Regions from separate parts of the Homo sapiens genome. Here region 1 is linked to region 2. The links are chromatin loops, found by intact Hi-C in ENCODE. Cell type or tissue: mammary epithelial cell. All regions are shown on one strand. Each heading gives the region's core, and the rest is flanking DNA. Links, peaks and the distances in the headings are about the cores only.

Region 1 (8,328 bases), core at 169-8,168, 150 kb before region 2:
TCCTGAGTGGCTGGGATTACAAGTGCCCGCCACCACGCCCGGCTAATTTTTTAATATTTTTAGTAGAGATAGGATTTCACCATGTTGGCCCAGCTGGTCTTAAACTCCTGATCTCAAGTGATGTGCCTGCCTAGGCTCCTGAAGTTCTAGGGTTCCAGGCGTGGGCCACCGCGCCCAGCCTCCATCAGCCATGTTCTAACACTCCAGTCTTTGCTGCATTCCCTGTGGCTGCCATGCTCTCAAGAGCTTCGCATTAGGCGCTCTGTATTACCTAACAGTCTGCACATGGTATTTCTAATCTTCACCACTCTTCAAAGTTGATATTATTCCCATTTTTAGATGTGAGAAGTGAGGCTCAGAGGTCAAGAATATGCCCAGGATCACAGCCGGTAAAGAGGGCAAAGCCAAGATTCAAATCTAGGTCTTTGAAGCTCCAAAGCTAGTGGTTCCCAAGCTTGGCTGATCATCTGAAGCTTTAGGGAAAATTTCAAATATACAGATTCCAGAGCTCTGCTCTAGGATCATTCTTATTCAGGAACCTTGGGATGGAAGGGGGGAAATCTGGATTTTTAAGAAGATCCCAAGTAATCTGATACACAGCCAAGGAAATCAGGTATGGTGGGATCTTTTAGCATTTAAGGGTGTGGGCCCAGCCCCGTAGCAGTCCCCTTCCCAGTCCTCTTACCTGGTAGGACTCCCTCTAAGACACTCCCTCGGAAGGTGTCCTGGGTAAACTTGGGCTTGTGGTCATTCTGGTCGGTCACGATGATGGAGATGTTCATGGGGTCCTCCACTGAGGCACCATTCTCTGACACAGCGTGGCCAAAGAGCTGTGGGGTACACAGCTCTGGGGTCAGCCCGGTGCCACCCACCTCACCAGGCCTAGGATCCCACTTCTGAGGGGACATTTACAGTAGACACTAAAGGCTACTTGCCTCATACTTGGCAATCTCCTCCCGGTCCAGTGGCTTATTCAACAACAACCAGCCTGTCTCCTTCTCTACAGCGAAGACACCCTCAGGGGGGCTGTCTGCCCCCGGCCCCGTGATGCTGTAGAAAATCTTGGTGTCTCTATCTTTATTAGACTTGAGCTGGAGGGAAAAGAAAATGGCAGCTGACAAAGTAACAAATATCCCATGACTGTGACAAAGAGTCCTCTGTGAAGAGGGGCACTGCCATAGGAGAATCTGCTCACTGAACAGGAGAGGTTTTTCTGTCTCAGCCCCCACATTCAGTAGCAAGAAATCTCATGCAGGCCTTTGGATGGGGGTCCCTGGAGCCACCAATGCTTCCCAGGAGAAGGCACAGTCGTACCTGATTCAGTCTCTGGGGGAAGGGACCCTTGCCATTTTCAGGGACAGATATTGGAGCAACCACCCAATCTCTCTTGTGTCTTCGTAAGATACGTTTGGATGGGAAGATCTTCAATGGATTCCTTTCCTTCAGTGACCTTCTTTCCTGCAAGGAGAGAAACTCCTTAACCCAGATGTGCAAATAGCTGGGACATGCTCAACATCCTCTCACCTATAAGAGTTAAAAGGGTGGCTGGGCATGGTAGCTCACGCCTATAATCCCAGTACTTTGGGAGGGTCACTTGAGCCCAGGAGTTCCAGAGCAGCCTGGGCAAGATAGCGAGACCCTAAGTTAAATTAAAAAAAAAAAAAAGTTAAGGGTGAGGAGACCTAGATGAGCCTATTGCAAGGGAAACTCGGTGTTTACTTATACAGGAGGACCAGTGAAATATACTACAGCACATCCATCTAGTGGAATACTATGCAGCTCTAAAAATAAGAATGAGTATGCTCTCTATGTGCCAAAAGGGAAAGATCTTTTTTTCTTTCTTTTCCTTTTTTTGAGACGGAGTCTCGCTCTGCCACCCAGGCTGGAGTGCAGTGGCACGATCTCAGCTCACTGCAACCTCTGCCTCCCAGGTTCAAGTGATTCTCCTGCCTCAGCCTCCTGAGTAGCTGGGATTACAGGCATCTGCCACCACGCCCAGCTAATTTTTGTATTTTTAGTAGAGACAGAGTTTCACCATATTGGCCAGGCTGGTCTCGAACTCCTGACCTCAAGCAAGCCACCCGCCTCGGCCTCCCAAAGTGCTGGGATTACACGCGTGAGCCACCGCATTCGGCCTGATTTTTGATTTATGCTGTCAAATGGAAAGATTAAGGTATAGGGCAGCTTAATAGAGTTTAGCATTTTATTTAACAAACACATTGTGCTTAATATGTGCCAGGTACTGTTCCACCTTTTGTGTAAAAGGGTAGGAAATAAGACCATATAGTCATATTTTCTTGTACATGGATGAAGTCAGGGAGAATACAGAAAAAAACTAATAGTGGCTATCTGTGGAAAGAGGGTAGACATTGTGCTGTGCTGATACACTGTTAAGTAGAAAAAGAAAGGTGCAGACATGTGAACAGCATCTTAGCTTTTGCATAAGGAAAAGAATCTGTTTTTATATATGTATATATACGAAATAGGTAACATGTAAAAACATGTACAATATAAATAAATATGTAACACATGTAAGTATAGACTATATATAAACTCTGGAAGGAAAGAAACTGGGAACAGTGGTTAACTGCGTGAAGGGGTGAAGGGGGCTTTGGGCAAATGGAGGCAAACAAGGGGAGATTATTTATTGTATAGCTTATTATTATTTTTTATTTTTGAACCATGTGGCTATATTAGCTATTCAAAAATTAAAACGAAGTGTGGCCAAGCACCCCAGATGTATCTTCCTGGAGGCTCATGGGATTGGCAGGCCTGCATTTAGAGCTGCTTTCAGTTGGGGTTAACATGGATGATAAGGGAAGGAAGTAAAGGAAGGTGGGAGAGGGAATCCGAGGGACTCAGTACAGTGGGTGATTACTCACAAGGCAGCTCTTGGCTCCACTGGCCTGACCTCAGGCACCACTGTTGGGTAGCTGCAAGCACTACCCCCCTTAGATCAGTGCTCACACCCAAGCTGTGGACAGCTGAGGACTAACACTACCTCCTCTGAAGGGCTGACTTGGCTCACAATGGCCACAGCAACCAAGGGCTCCTGGCCAGCAATTTGGGCATGCACAGAGAACATCTTTCTTTTGTCCTGCAGGTGGACATGGTATTTTACCTGGACTGTCTCGCCATTCCGCACAGTGAAGTCATCATTATCAGTGCTAAACAGAGCTGGCTCTTGCCCAGGGCAGCCCATGAATACTGTGGGGAAGGGGAAGAGAGAGCATTAGGAAGGCAGGAGTATTCTGGAAGTTGCCCCAGGAAAACAAGACTGACAAGAGTCCTCTGACTGGATCCAGGACTGCTAAGTGGCTGCAGAAGGGAGACTTGGCTTACTTTCTCTGACCAGGAGTGTGACTAATACAAGTTTCAGAGGAGGCTTCCAAGTTTGGTTTCGAGAGGGAAGATCGCCTGGTGGTCAGTTTGTGGGTCAAACTCTTCTTTGTTCTTGGTCCCAGAGGACCAAGATCATAGACATTCATGGACATTAGCCCCAGGTGGCCTCATGTGACATGGGGTTGACTAAGGTCATAGCTAGAGGCAGAAGATTTTCTGAAGGCTGTGAGAGTCTATTTACACACAATATATATGCCCACAGGATCACCTGGACAACCTTTGGTTGTTTCAGTTCATTTCGCTCCTTCTGAATCCCCAATGCTTGGCTACTCTTTAAACAAGCACTCCGAGTTAGTAACCACCATTCACCAGCTGGAGGTGAATTTCATCCCTATAACTATGATACCAAGGTAGGTATTATCCCCCACTTTTTTTTCTTTTCTTTTTTTTTTTTTTCGAGGCAGAGTCTTGCTCTGTCACCAGGCTGGAGTGTAGTGGCACAATCTCAGCTCAAAGCAACCTCCACCTCCTGGGTTCAAGTGATTCTCCCGCCTCAACCTCCTGAGTAGCTGGGGTTACAGGCGTGCGCCACCATGCCCAGCTAATTTTTGTTTTTTAGTAGAGATTGGGTTTCCCCATGTTGGCCAGGCTGGTCTTGAACTCCTGACCTTGTGATCCACCCGCCTCGGTCTCCCAAAGTGCTGGGATTACAGGCATGAGCCACCGCGCCCAGCCGCCTTTCCAAAGATTAGAAAACTGAGGTTCAGAAGCCAGGTCTACCCGACTCCAAGACACACACTAGAGAATATTCACAACCAACGTTGTTACCTACTCTTCCTTATGGCCAACGCAAGAAATCAGGGAATCTGCCAGGGGCTATACCCTGGGTCCTGTCAGCACCATGCTCTGCCCAGTGCTCCCATTTTTGCTAGGCTGCAACATAACAAAGACCACAAGGACGGCCCCACGCCTGTCCATAGGTATGTCAGGCGAGGGCACAAACTGTCCTTTCAGAAAGCCTGTCTTTTAGTTTCAGATTATTATTATTTTGGTTTAAAAATACCTTTCCTTAAAATAAGAAAGGATAACAGATGAGGGTTTTTTTTTTCTTTCAATTTTTACTTTTTTTATTTTTTGGAAACAGAGTCTCACTCTGTCACCCAGGCTGGAGTGCAGTGGCATGATCTCGGCTCACTGCAACCTCCACCTCCCAGGTTCAAGTGATTCTTCTGCCTCAGCCTCCCGACTAGCTGAGACTATAGGCACGCACCACCATGCCTAGCTAATTTTTGTATTTTTAGTAGAGATGGGGTTTCACCATATTGACCAGGCTGGTCTCGAACTCCTGACCTTGTGATCTGACCGCCTCGGCCTCCCAGAATGCTGGGATTACAGGCGTGAGCCACTGCATCCGGCCCAGATGAGGTTTTTAAAATAATGAAAGTAATATGGACATGACAAAGTATTCACATAGTATATAAGAGCACAATATAAAAAAGTAGAATTCTTTTTTTTGAGACAGGGTATCACTCTGTCACTTAGGCTGGAATGCAGCAGTGCAATCATAACTCACTACAGCCTCAACCTCCCAGGCTCAAGGGGTTCTCCTGCCTCAGCCTCCTGTGTGGCTGGGACCACAGACGCATGCCACCATACCCGGCTAATTTTCCTTAATTTTTTGTAGAGATGGGGCCTCACTTTGTTGCCCCAGCTGGTCTCGAACTCCTGGGCTCAAGCACTTCTCTTGCCTTGGCTTCCCAAAGCACTGGGATTACAGATACGAGCCACCATGCCTGGCCGAAAAAGAAGAATCCTAAACGATTAATATCCAGAATATGTAAAGAATTCATAAAACTCAACAACAACAAAACCCAATTTTAAAAAACAGGCAAAGGACTTGAAAAAACCTTTCTCCAGAGAAGATACACAATGGCCAATAAGCACATGAAAAGATGCTCAATATCATTAGTTAATAGGGAAATGCAAATCAAAATCACAATGAGATACCACTTCACATGCACTAGGATGGCTATAAAAGAAAAAAAAGAAAACAACAAGTGTTGGCAAGGATAGAGGGAAATTGGAATTGTCGTACACTGCTGGTGGGAATGTGAAATGATGCAGCCACTGTGGAAAACAGTTTGGCAGTTCCTCAACGTGTTAAATGTAGAATTACCACATGACCTAGCAATTCAATGCCTAGGTATATACCTGAAAGAACCAAAAGGATTCAAACAGATACTTATGCATTCATTTTTACAGCAGTGTTATTCATAATAGTCAAAAGGTAGAAACAACCCAAGTGTCCATCAAGAGATGAATCTTTTTTTTTTTCTGAGATGGAGTCTCACTCTCTTGCCCAGGCTATGGTACAGTGGCTCACCGCAACCTCCACCTCCTAGGTTCAAGCGATTCTCATGCCTCAGCCTCCCGAGTAGCTGGGCCTACAGGTGTGCACCACCATGCCCAGCTAATTTTAGTATTTTTAGTAGAGATGGGGTTTCACCATGTTGGCCAGGCTGGTCTCGAACTCCTGGCCTCAAGCAATCCACCCGCCTGGCCTCCCAAAGTGCTGGGATTACAGGAGTGAGCCACTGCACCCGGCCTCTATACGAATTTTTTGAAAATCATCTGGGCATGGTGGTATGCACCTGTTCCAGCAACTTGGGAGGCTGAAGTGGGAGGATCATTTGAGCCCATGAGTTTGAAGCTGCAGTGAGCCATGACTGCGCCACTGTACTCCAGCAAGACCCTTTTCTCTAAGAAAAAAAAAAAAGGAATTGACCAGGGGCTAGAGAGAGAGAGAGGGGAGGGGAACTACTACCTAATGCCTAATGAGTACAGAGTTTCTGTTGGGGATGATGAAAAAGTTCGGGAGATAGATAATGGCGATGTTGCACAAACTGTGGATGTACTTAGTGCTACTGAATTATTTACTTAAAAATGGTTGAAATGGTACATTTTATGTTATGCCTATTTTAACACACACACAAACAAAAGTCTGATATGGGAAGACAATCACTTTGGAAAACAATTTGGCAGTACATATTGATATATTAATTCCCTAAGACCCAGAAAGTCCACTGTGATGTACAGACCCAACAAAAATACATTTGCCAAAACCTATGTATTATAATGTTCATAACAGCACTATTCATAATAGCTAAGCCAGAATCGGCCCAAACAATGAGGGAGAATGGGTAGAAACACTGGGTATATTCACATAATGAAGTGAATGAAGCACAAGGACAGGCAACTACATGGGAAATTTAACAAACATAAGGTTGAGTAGTAGAAGCCAGATATGAGAGGACATATGCAAGATTCCACTAACAGGAAGTTCAAAACCAGGCAAAACTCATCCAGGCAAAGGAAGTTAAGACACTGGCCATCTTTTAGGCAGTGGACTCAGTGAATGGGAGAGGACAGAGGGGCTTGGGGACCCTAAAGAGCTGCCTCAGAGCCCAAAAGCTTACCACACACAGAAGGATCCTCTGTGGGAAGGCTGGAATGTGATCACAAGAAAGAGAAGATCGCTTAGGAACCAGCCCTGCCTCCTTGACGACATCCCCGCCGAGGAGTGCTGGGCTGTGACGTGCTTGGCCAGTGGGAGGAAGGGGAAAGGAGATCTGGGCCTGATTCAGTTCCAGAGGGTCCCAGGGGCCACACGATCCCCAGGTGGCCCTGCCCTTTATTGCCAGCACACAGCTTTGTAGACTCATCTTCTGTCCTCAGAAGATGAGTGCTTTGCCTTAGTGCTAGAAGGACCAGGAACGATAATGTGGCAAAGGTTAAATCATCTTCAATATAGGGCAAAAGTCAAATAATCTATGGGGGCACTTACTCCATAGGTTATTTATCCAGCTATGCAATATAACACTTTATATAGGGAAGTTCTTATACTATGATAGTAAAACAAAATAAGAATGCAGAACTACTATATAATACATGTAACTATGCACAGAAAAATGACTGAAATGACCTTTCCCAATGATGAAGGTCATCAGAAACTTATTTTCTTTTTTTTTTATTTTTTATTTATTTATTTTTTTTTTTTTTGAGACGGAGTCTCGCTGTCGCCCAGGCTGGAGTGCAGTGGCGCAATCTCGGCTCACTGCAGGCTCCGCCCCCTGGGGTTCACGCCATTCTCCTGCCTCAGCCTCCCGAGTAGCTGGGACTACAGGCGCCCGCCACCTCGCCCGGCTAATTTTACAGAAACTTATTTTCAAGTTCACTGCAATAACCATTTGGCCATGACTACCTGTTGGCAACTTATTTTCTCAATTTTTCTGCAGGTCCAAGTTTTCCCTTAACACGAGTTGTGTCCCTCCAAAATTCTTATGTTGAAGTCCTAACCACTGGTACCTAAAATGGCCATTAAATGTGAAGACAGGGACCTTAAAGAGGTAATTAAGGTAAAATGAAGTCAGCCAGGCATGGTATCTCACGCCTGTAATCCCAGGACTTTCGGAGGGCAAGATGGGCGGATCACCTGAGGTCAGGAGTTTGAGATCAGCCTGGCCAACATAGTAAAATCCCGTCTCTACTAAAAATACAGAAATTAGCTGGGCATGGTGGCCTGCGCCTGTAGTCCCAGCTACCCGGGAGGCTGAGGCAGGAGAATCGCTTGAACCCAGGAGACAGAGGTTGCAGTAAGCCGAGATCGCACCACCTCACTCCAGCCTGGACAACAGAGCAAGATCCATCTCAAAAAAAAAAAAAAAAAAAGGTAAAATGAACTCATTAGGCTAGGCCCTAATCCAGCATGACTGGTATCTTTAGAAGAGGAAGAAGTTTGGTTTGGACACAGGTAGTTACAGAGGGAAGACTATGTGAAGCCACAGGGAGAAGTTGTCCATCTACAAGCCAGAACTATAAGAAAATAAATTTCTGTTATTTAAGCCACCCCAGTACCTGGCACTTTGTTATGGCAAACCTAGCAAGTGGGCATCAAATCTCAGCTGGGCATGGTGGCAGGCACCTGTA
Region 2 (8,328 bases), core at 279-8,278:
ATCTAATCTGGGTTCCAGAAAAAGAAGAGAATTGAGGCAATATTTGAGAAGATAAAGGCTGAAAATTTCCAGAACTGATTAAAGATATAAAGATTCTGGAATCCTGCCACTCCAAGCCAGATGAATAAAAATAAATTTACATTGAAACACATCATAGTGAAACTATAGAACACCAAAGATGATCTTTAAAATCCTAGAGAGAAAAAACAGATTACCTTTGAAGGAATGAAAATTAGAAGATGGCTAGCTGGGCGTGATGGCTCCCAGCTACTCAGGAGGCTGAGGCAGGAGGATGGCTTGAACCTGGGAGGTGGAGGTTGCAGTAAGCTGACATTGCACCATTGCACTCCGGCCTGGGCAACAGAGCAAGACTCTGTCTCAAAACAACAACAAAAAAGGAGAATTAGAAGATGGCAACAATGGAAGACAGCTAGAATTATATCTTCATCAATGAGGATTAAATAGAGGGATTTTTGGAAAAACAAAAAACAGAATGTCATCAACAGAGACTCATTAAAGTTGGGTGTCTTTCAAATGGAAGGAAAATGATTCCACATGCAGTCATATATAGACAAGGAAACAGTGAACAAAGAAAGTGGTAACTCTACCTCCCGGGCACGGTGGTTCACGCTTGTAATCCCAGCACTTTGGGAGGCCGAGGTGGGCGGATCACGAGGTCAGGATTATCGAGACCACGGTGAAACCCCATCTCTACTAAAAATACAAAAAATTAGCCTGGGCGTGGTGGCGGGCGCCTGTAGTCCCAGCTACTCAGGCTGAGGCAGGAGAATGGCGCGAACCCGGAAGGCGGAGTTTGCAGTGAGCCGAGATCGCGCCACTGCACTCCAGCCTGGGTGACAGAGTGAGACTCCGTCTCAAAAAAAAAAAAGTGGTAAATCTACGTGTAAATCTAAATTAAAATTGACTATATAAAACTATTGATTATGTCTTGTGGGTTTAAAAAAAGATGAAACTAAAATCCAGGTCAACAGAAAAAAATCAAGGTTCTCCTGATGAGAGATTAAAGGTTCTAAGATTATTATATTGTTTTGGAGGATAAAGAGGGACTTCAGTGGGTTGACTATATGTCAAAGGTCCCTATGGCCTCTCGGTCTCTCACTTTCTCTGAATGTCAGTATTTGTTTCTCTTTCTCCTTTATGAAGACCTCACAGCCAGTCAACTGAACTTTTTTCCTACCAGGGCTCTTGATTCTTTTATCCCCACTTGTGTTGAAACTGACCTACAAAGTCCAGTATCATGCCAGCTGAAAATTGCTGGGAAAATGAGCCTGTTGACAATTTTTATACCCACTTTTCAACCCACTTCTCCACTTCACCTCCAGTCTTAGAGACAGATGTTCCTTTGCTGATTTGGAGAAACGTGCTCTCTCGGGGTCTTTGGTCCCCAATCCCTTCTAATCTATCATCCATATTTCTTCTACATCTCACATTTTTTTCCTTTTGGCTTTTTCCATTGGACTTATAACCATGCTTAAATCTGTCCCTTCTGAAAGACACACACACACACACACACACACACACACACACAGATTTCTTGTCCCCAGATGTCTCTCAGCTCCCATTCTTCTTTACCCCTATGCGTTTCATCTGAACTTCTAGAAAAAGTATACCATCTTGTGAAGACCAAGTCCTCACTTCCCCTTCATGCCTTGTTTTGACTGTTGTTTGGCTTCTACCTTCACCTTACTCTGATACTGATTTTCCCAACATGTCCAGTGATTTAGCTAGTTGATGACCTGACTGGACATCAGGCAGATTTTATCTAATGCTTTATGGCACTTATCTCCCTGGAACTCTTTCCTCCACTGGCTACCAATACTGCCTTTTCTGGAACTCCTAGAATTTCTCTACATCCCACCTTTCTCCCCACTCCACCCATTTCCTTTTTTTTTTTTTTTTTTTTTTGTTTGAGGCGGAGTTTTGCTGTTGTTGCCCAGTCTGGAGTGCAATGGCACAATCTTGGCTCACTACAACCTCCGCCTCCTGGGTTCAAGCGATTCTCCTGCCTCAGCCTCCCGAGTAGCTGGGATTACAGGCGCCAGCCCCAACGCCCAGCTAATTTTTGTATTTTTAGTAGAGATGGGGTTTCACCATGTTAGCCAGGCTGGTCTCGAACTCCTGACCTCAGGCGATCCACCCACCTCGGCCTCCCAAAGTGCTGGGATTACAGGCGTGAGACACCACACCAGGCCCTTTCTTTTTCTAACAGCTTTACTGAGATATAAATCATATACTATAGCGCTCACAGTTTACAGTGTACAATTCAGTAGTTTTTACTGGATGTAGAGAGTTATATAACCATCACTATAATGGAATTCTAGAACATTTTCATCATCCCCAAAAGAAAACTTATGCCCATTAGTAGCCATTCCCTAATCCTACCCTGCCACCTTGCAGTCCTAGGCAACCACTGCTCTACTTTTTCTCTATGTAGTTTGCCTATTCTGGACATTTCACATAAATGGGGTCATGCGGTATATATTTGTATGTGTGTGACTGGCTTCTTTCACTTGTCGTGTCAGAGGCGTGTGACCCAGAGCAACTCCATCTTAAATAGGAGCTAGGTAAAATGAGGCTGAGACCTACTGGGCTACACTCCCAGACAGTTAAGCCGTTCTAAGTCATAGGATGAGATAGGAGGTTGGCAGAAGATAGAGGTCATAAAGACCTTGCTGATAAAACAAGTTGCAGTAAAGAAGCTGGCTAAAACCCACCAAAACCAAGACGGCAACAAGAGTGACTCTGGTCGTCCTCACTGCTATACTCCCAAAAGCGCCATAACAGTTTACAACTGCCATGACATCAGGAAGTTACCCTAAATGGTCTAAAAAGGGGAGACATAAATAATTCACCCCTTGTTTAGCGTATCAAGAAATAACCATTAACATGGGCAACCAGCAGCCCTCTGTTGATGGCATAGCCATTCTTTTATTCCTTTACTTTCTTAATAAACTTGCTTTTGCTTTGCACTGTGGACCTCGCCCTAAATTCTTGCTAGACAGCCAAGAGCCCTCTCTTGGGGTCTGGATAGGGACCACTTTCCTATAACAGTAGTGCTTCTGAGGTTCATACATGTTGTAACCCATATCACCAACGCATTCCTTTGTATTACTGAATAATATGATTATACGGACATATCACATTCTGTCTAGTCACTCATCAGTTGGTGGGCATGTGGGTTGTTTACACTTTTGGCTTTATTGTACTCCAACTTGGGCTCAAGTGACCCACCCGCCTCTCCTCCCAGGGTGCTGGGATTACAGGCGTGAGCCATCGCACCCGGTCTCAAAAATTTTTATTTATAAAACCTGGAGTTGCTATGGGAGAGGGGACCAACTGGATATTTTGGAGAGTGAAGCTCTCCCCATTCACAGAGCTCTAGTGGTTGGCTCGGATTTCTGCACAGACGGAGACACACACGAACACACACACTCGGGGGAATTCATCGGCTCCTGCTCACAGATCCAAAACGCCACCCCAACCAGAACCACCCCTAAGCCCTCAGCCCAGCGCACCAAGGTACCAGGTGCACCAGAAGTGGAGTCTGACTCGTGCAGCTCCGCTGACTGCTGCTGGGCAGGGGGCCCCGCCCAAGCTCTACGTCCTGAGCCTTGGGGAAGGAGCCGAGCCCCTGAGGAATGGGGGTTGGTCGACAGTGAGTCCCAGAGCAACGACGCGCGCCCCTCGACCGCGGCCCCGGGTTGGAGGCACCGACCTCTCTTCTCCGCTCCAGGTCCGCGCTCGGGGCTGGCGGCGGGGGTGCCGGGAGGGAAGCGGCAGGCTAGTTGCAGGGGAGGCGCCTCGCCCAGCACCTGCCGCAGGGGGTCGCGCAGCCAGACTCCGTCCCGGCAGTTGTCGAGTTGCAAGGCGCGAAACCCACCAGGTGCTAAAAGCCAGCAGCCATGTTCTCCCTCCCTGTAAGTCGCCGAGCCACGGGCTGGAAGGGGAGGGCGGGGGCGTGCCTCCCAGCCAATCACAAGCCACGTAGTTGGGCGCGCGCTCTCTCCATGACAACGGCCTGGGGTTCTGAGAGCTCCTCCGGGTTCTGCTAGCTACTCAAGAGTTCGAAGGCAGAAAAGACCGACTCGCAAGTCCCCTGGAAACCGGGAACGCAGGGGCGGGACGAGAGAGACTGGCAGAGGTCTCCACGTGCCCAAGTGGTGCCTCAAAGCCTCTTCAAACCCCGCGCCCCGGTGGGCAAGAAGGCACTCCTGGGCTTGGAGGGCGGAGGATGAGGCATTCAGCGGGACCTAGTCCTAACCCAGCCTGGGAGAGCATCAGGGACCCGTCGTTAACGTCAACTGCCTTTCTTGTTGCCTGCTCTATCTTTCATATCCACGAGGATCCCATTCTCCATGATGTGCTTATTTCACGTTGCATGTCTATCAAAACATCTCATAGACCCCGTAAATATATACACCTACTGTATACCCACAAAAATTAAAAAACAAAAAGAAAAACATCTACAAGGGACCGGGCTTGGTGGCTCACACCTGTAATCCCAACACTTTTTGAGAGGCCGAGGCCAGGGGATCGCTTGAGCCCAGGAGTTTGAGACCAGCCTGGGGAACACAGTGAGACCACCCCCCACCCCCGTCTTTACAACAACAAAACAACAACAAAAACAAAACAAAAACAGAAGCAAACAAAAATTAGCCAGGCGTGGTGGCCCAGCTACTTGTGAGGCTGAGGCAGGAGTATTGCTTGAATCCAGGAGATCGAGGTTGCAGTGAGCTATAGTCGTGCCACAGCATTCCAGCCTGGGTGACAGAGACCCTGTCTCAAAAAAACAAACAAAACAAAACACATTAACATCCCCGTGGATTGGACCTCCAGTTCCTCACTCGACCCGGCGTGGGTCCAGCCTTCTGGATATCCAACTTCCAGTAACTTAAAACGTTCAATAAAGTGCCCCACCCTCTGGTTTCCATGAAAACGGTGAGAAGAGATGGGACTCAACGAATATAGCCAGATCCGCTTCTATTAAGCTGGAGAACCTGCGATTCCCAGAGCAACAGGGAACCGGGATCCCCTGACAAGAAAACAAGGCTGAACCACTAAGTGGGACCTGGGTAGCTTCTGACCCTCTCTGCAGCGTTTGAGGCCGAAATGCGCGCCCACTAGCTTTTGACCTCGCGAAAGCGTGTCCCAGCACCTCGGCTACCTTTCCTCTACTGACACCAGGCGCCTGTTTTGCCTCGACCTTCTGGGGCGTGCATCTCAAAACTGCTGGGCTCGAGCGCCACCTGCCGTCCTCTGCGACGCACTACTGCTGTAAAGCCAACCAAGCAGCAACACCAGCAGGGGACCAGGCGAGGCACTTCACACTATCTCAACTGAATTTAACAACCTGTGAGATAGATATTCTCATCCCCATTTGACACCTGGGGTAACAGGTTCAGAGAATTTAAGAAACTTGCCAAGCCCACTCTGACACCAAGTGTCATCCAGGATCCCAGAAGCCACTGTCCCCAGAGCTGTATACCCTCCCATGTCACAGTTGAGCCTCTGGCGATTTTGTCTTCAAGGGCCCTCCAAGGTCCCTTCTGGCCTGCCTCTGACCCTGAAGGCTCAGCATCTCTCTTCTCCAGAGCTTATCATGCCCCTCTGTGGTTAAGACTGGCTGGCGCTGGTCTGATAACCAACAGTGTGTGTGCAAGCCACCACACTGAAACCTTAACTACATTAGAAAGTTGTTTCCTTATACCCAATAGATTTAGGAACTAATTTTATATTAATGAATATGTACATTTCTATTAATCAATATGTACATTTACCTATTTTGTATGTTGTAATGTGGATCTCCCCCCTCCTGTGTCCAGAATTGGTGGGTTCTTGGTCTTACTGACTTCAAGAATGAAGCTGTGGACCCTCACAGTGAGTGTTGTGTCCGGAGTTTGTTCCTTCTGATGGTCGGATGTGTTCAGAGATTCTTCCTTCTGGTGGTTTCGTTGTCTCGCTGGCTCAGGAATGAAGCTGCAGGTCTTTGCAGTGAACGTTACAGCTCTTAAGGCCGCACGTCTGGAGTTGTTTGTTCTTCCTGGTGGGTTCATAGTCTTCCTGGCCTCAGAACCGAAGCTGCAGACTTCCCTGGAAAGTGTTGCACCTCATAAAGACAGTATGAGCCTGAAAAGTGAGCACTAGCAAGAGTAATTGCAAACAGCAAAAAGAATAAAGCTCCTACAGGAAGAAAGAGAATGCGGCAGAATTACCGCTAGGTTCTCGGGCAGCCTGCTTTTATTCTCTTATCTGGCCCCACCCACATCCTGCTGATTGGTCCATTTTACAGAGAGCCGATTGGTCTGTTTTACAGAGAGCTGATTGGTCCGTTTTGACAGGGTGCTGATTGGTGCATTTACAATCCCTGAGCTAGACACAAAAGTTCTCCAGATTCCCACTAGATTAGCTAGATACAGAGTGTTGATTGGTTTATTTACAAACCCTGAGCTAGACACAGAGAAATGATTGGTGCATTTACAAACCTTGAGCTAGATACAGAGTGCAGATTGGTGCATTCACAATCCCTTGGCTAGACATAAAGATTCTCCCAGTCCCCACCAGGGTAACTAGATACAGAGTGCTGATTGGTGCATTCACAAACCCTGAGCTAGACACAGGGTGCTGATTGGTGTGTTTACAAACCTTAAGCTAGATACAGAGTGCTGGTTGGTGTATTTACAATCCCTTAGCTAGACATAAAGGTTCTCCAAGTCCCCCCAGATTAATTAGACACAGAGTGCCGATTGGTGCATTCACAAACCCTGAGCTAGACACAGGGTGCTGATTGGTGTGTTTACTAAACTGTGAGCTAGATACAGAGTGCTGATTGGTGTATTTACAATCCCTTAGCTAGACATAAAGATTCTGCAAGTCCCCACCAGACTCAGGAGCCCAGCTGGCTTCACCCAGTGGATCCCGCACCGGGGCTGCAGTTGGAGCTGCCTGCCAGTTCCGCGCCGTGGTCCCACGCTCCTCAGCCCTTGAACGGTGGATGGGACTGGGCGCCGTGGAGCCAGGAGCGGCGCTCGTCTTGGAGGCTCGGGCTGCGCAGGAGCCTGGGGCGGGGGGAGGTTCAGGCATGGCGGGCTGCAGGTCCCAAGCCTGCTCGGCGGGGAGGCAGCTAAGGTTGGGCGAGAAACCGAGCACAGCAGCTGCTGGCCCAGGTGCTAAGCCCCTCACTGCCCAGGGCTTGCGGGCTGGCCAGGCGATCCCAGTGCAGGGCCCGCGGAGCCCACACCCACCCGGAACTCGCGCTGGCCCGCAAGCGCTGTGCGCAGCCCCGGTTCCCGCCTGCGCCTCTCCCTCCACACCTCCCCGCAAGCTGAGGGAGCCAGCTCCGGCCTTGGCCAGCCCAGAAAGGGGCTCCCACAGTGCAGCGGTGGGCTGAAGGGCTCCTCAAGCGCGGCCAGAGTGGGTGCCAAGGCCGAGGAGGCGCTGAGAGCCAGCGAGGGTTGCGAGGGCTGCCAGCATGCTGTCACCTCTCACTACCCCAGCCAGCATCCCTTCTCTCATCTCTCAGTAACAGCACCCTCTTCCTTTAGGGGCAGTTCTTCTTCCTCCTCTATGAAGTTCTGGTGACGCGGTTAATCACAGACTCCATGTGACCCAAAGCAGGCCAATCAGATGCTTCCCTCTGATGTTTTATGTAGATGCTCTGTAGAAGGAAGCCTTTCCCCCTAGATTGTCAGCAGGGCTGTGAGGATTGGAAGCCAACACACAGAGAGGAGTCCAGAGTGCAGGTTGAGAAAGAGAGTGGGGAGGAAGAGATGAGGGATGGGAGAGGAGGAGATGGGAGAGGGGGATGGGAGGAGGGAAGGGAGAGGAGGCGGCAGAGAGAGAGAGAGTTCTTTTTGTGCCAGTCCCGAGTTAGCTGGCCCTGTGTGCAGCTCTAGCCCTGCTAGTTTCACAGTTTAATTATATGCACCAATAATTTCTTCCTGTTTTGTCCTATGCCAGTTTAAAATAGGTTCTCTGCCCGGGCGTGGTGGCTCACGTCTGTAATCCCAGCACTTTGGGAGGCCGAGGCGGGTGGATCACCTGAAGTCAGGAGTTAGAGACCAGCCTAGTCGACATGGTGAAACCCCGTCTCTACTAAAAATACAAAAAATTAGCCAGACGTGGTGGTGTGCGCCTGTAATCCCAGCTACTCAGGAGGCTGAGGCAGGGGAATCGCTTTGAGAGGCAGAGGCTGCAGTGAGCCGAGATCGTGCCACTGCACTCCAGCCTGGGCGACAGAGGGAGACTCTGTCTCAAATACAGATAAATAAAGTCAACAAATAAATAAAATGGGTTCTTTGACTGCTGCAA

The links. A loop is a pair of places that touch in the nucleus more often than their neighbours do. Peaks named below come from ENCODE experiments on the same cell type or tissue, not always from the same donor. Only the 100,000 strongest peaks of a DNase experiment are listed, where the experiment ranks them.
Region 1: it touches region 2 in a loop (5-fold over the local background); 1 of 110 quality-filtered maps calls a loop at or near these places.

What each region holds. Positions count from the first base shown.
Region 1 is chr16:68,671,264-68,679,591 of GRCh38, reverse strand. It overlaps CDH3 (cadherin 3), which reads right to left. Exons shown (of 16, transcript NM_001793.6): 3 at 3,122-3,207; 4 at 1,315-1,458; 5 at 936-1,091; 6 at 686-830. Among named protein-coding and RNA genes, the nearest start is that of CDH3-AS1, 29 kb to the right of the region's middle. RefSeq lists a cis regulatory region at 2,758 and an enhancer at 2,686-2,830. In mammary epithelial cell, for the core only: no CTCF peak of the experiment used is centred there; a DNase peak (open chromatin) is centred at 3,351; H3K27ac peaks cover 1,892 bases.
Region 2 is chr16:68,525,743-68,534,070 of GRCh38, reverse strand. It overlaps a transcript of ZFP90 not described here. Among named protein-coding and RNA genes, the nearest start is that of ZFP90, 9.4 kb to the left of the region's middle. RefSeq lists enhancers at 3,505-3,564, 4,035-4,094. In mammary epithelial cell, for the core only: a CTCF peak has its summit at 5,268 (motif pointing left); DNase peaks (open chromatin) are centred at 4,000 and 5,220; H3K4me3 peaks cover 1,583 bases; H3K27ac peaks cover 1,305 bases.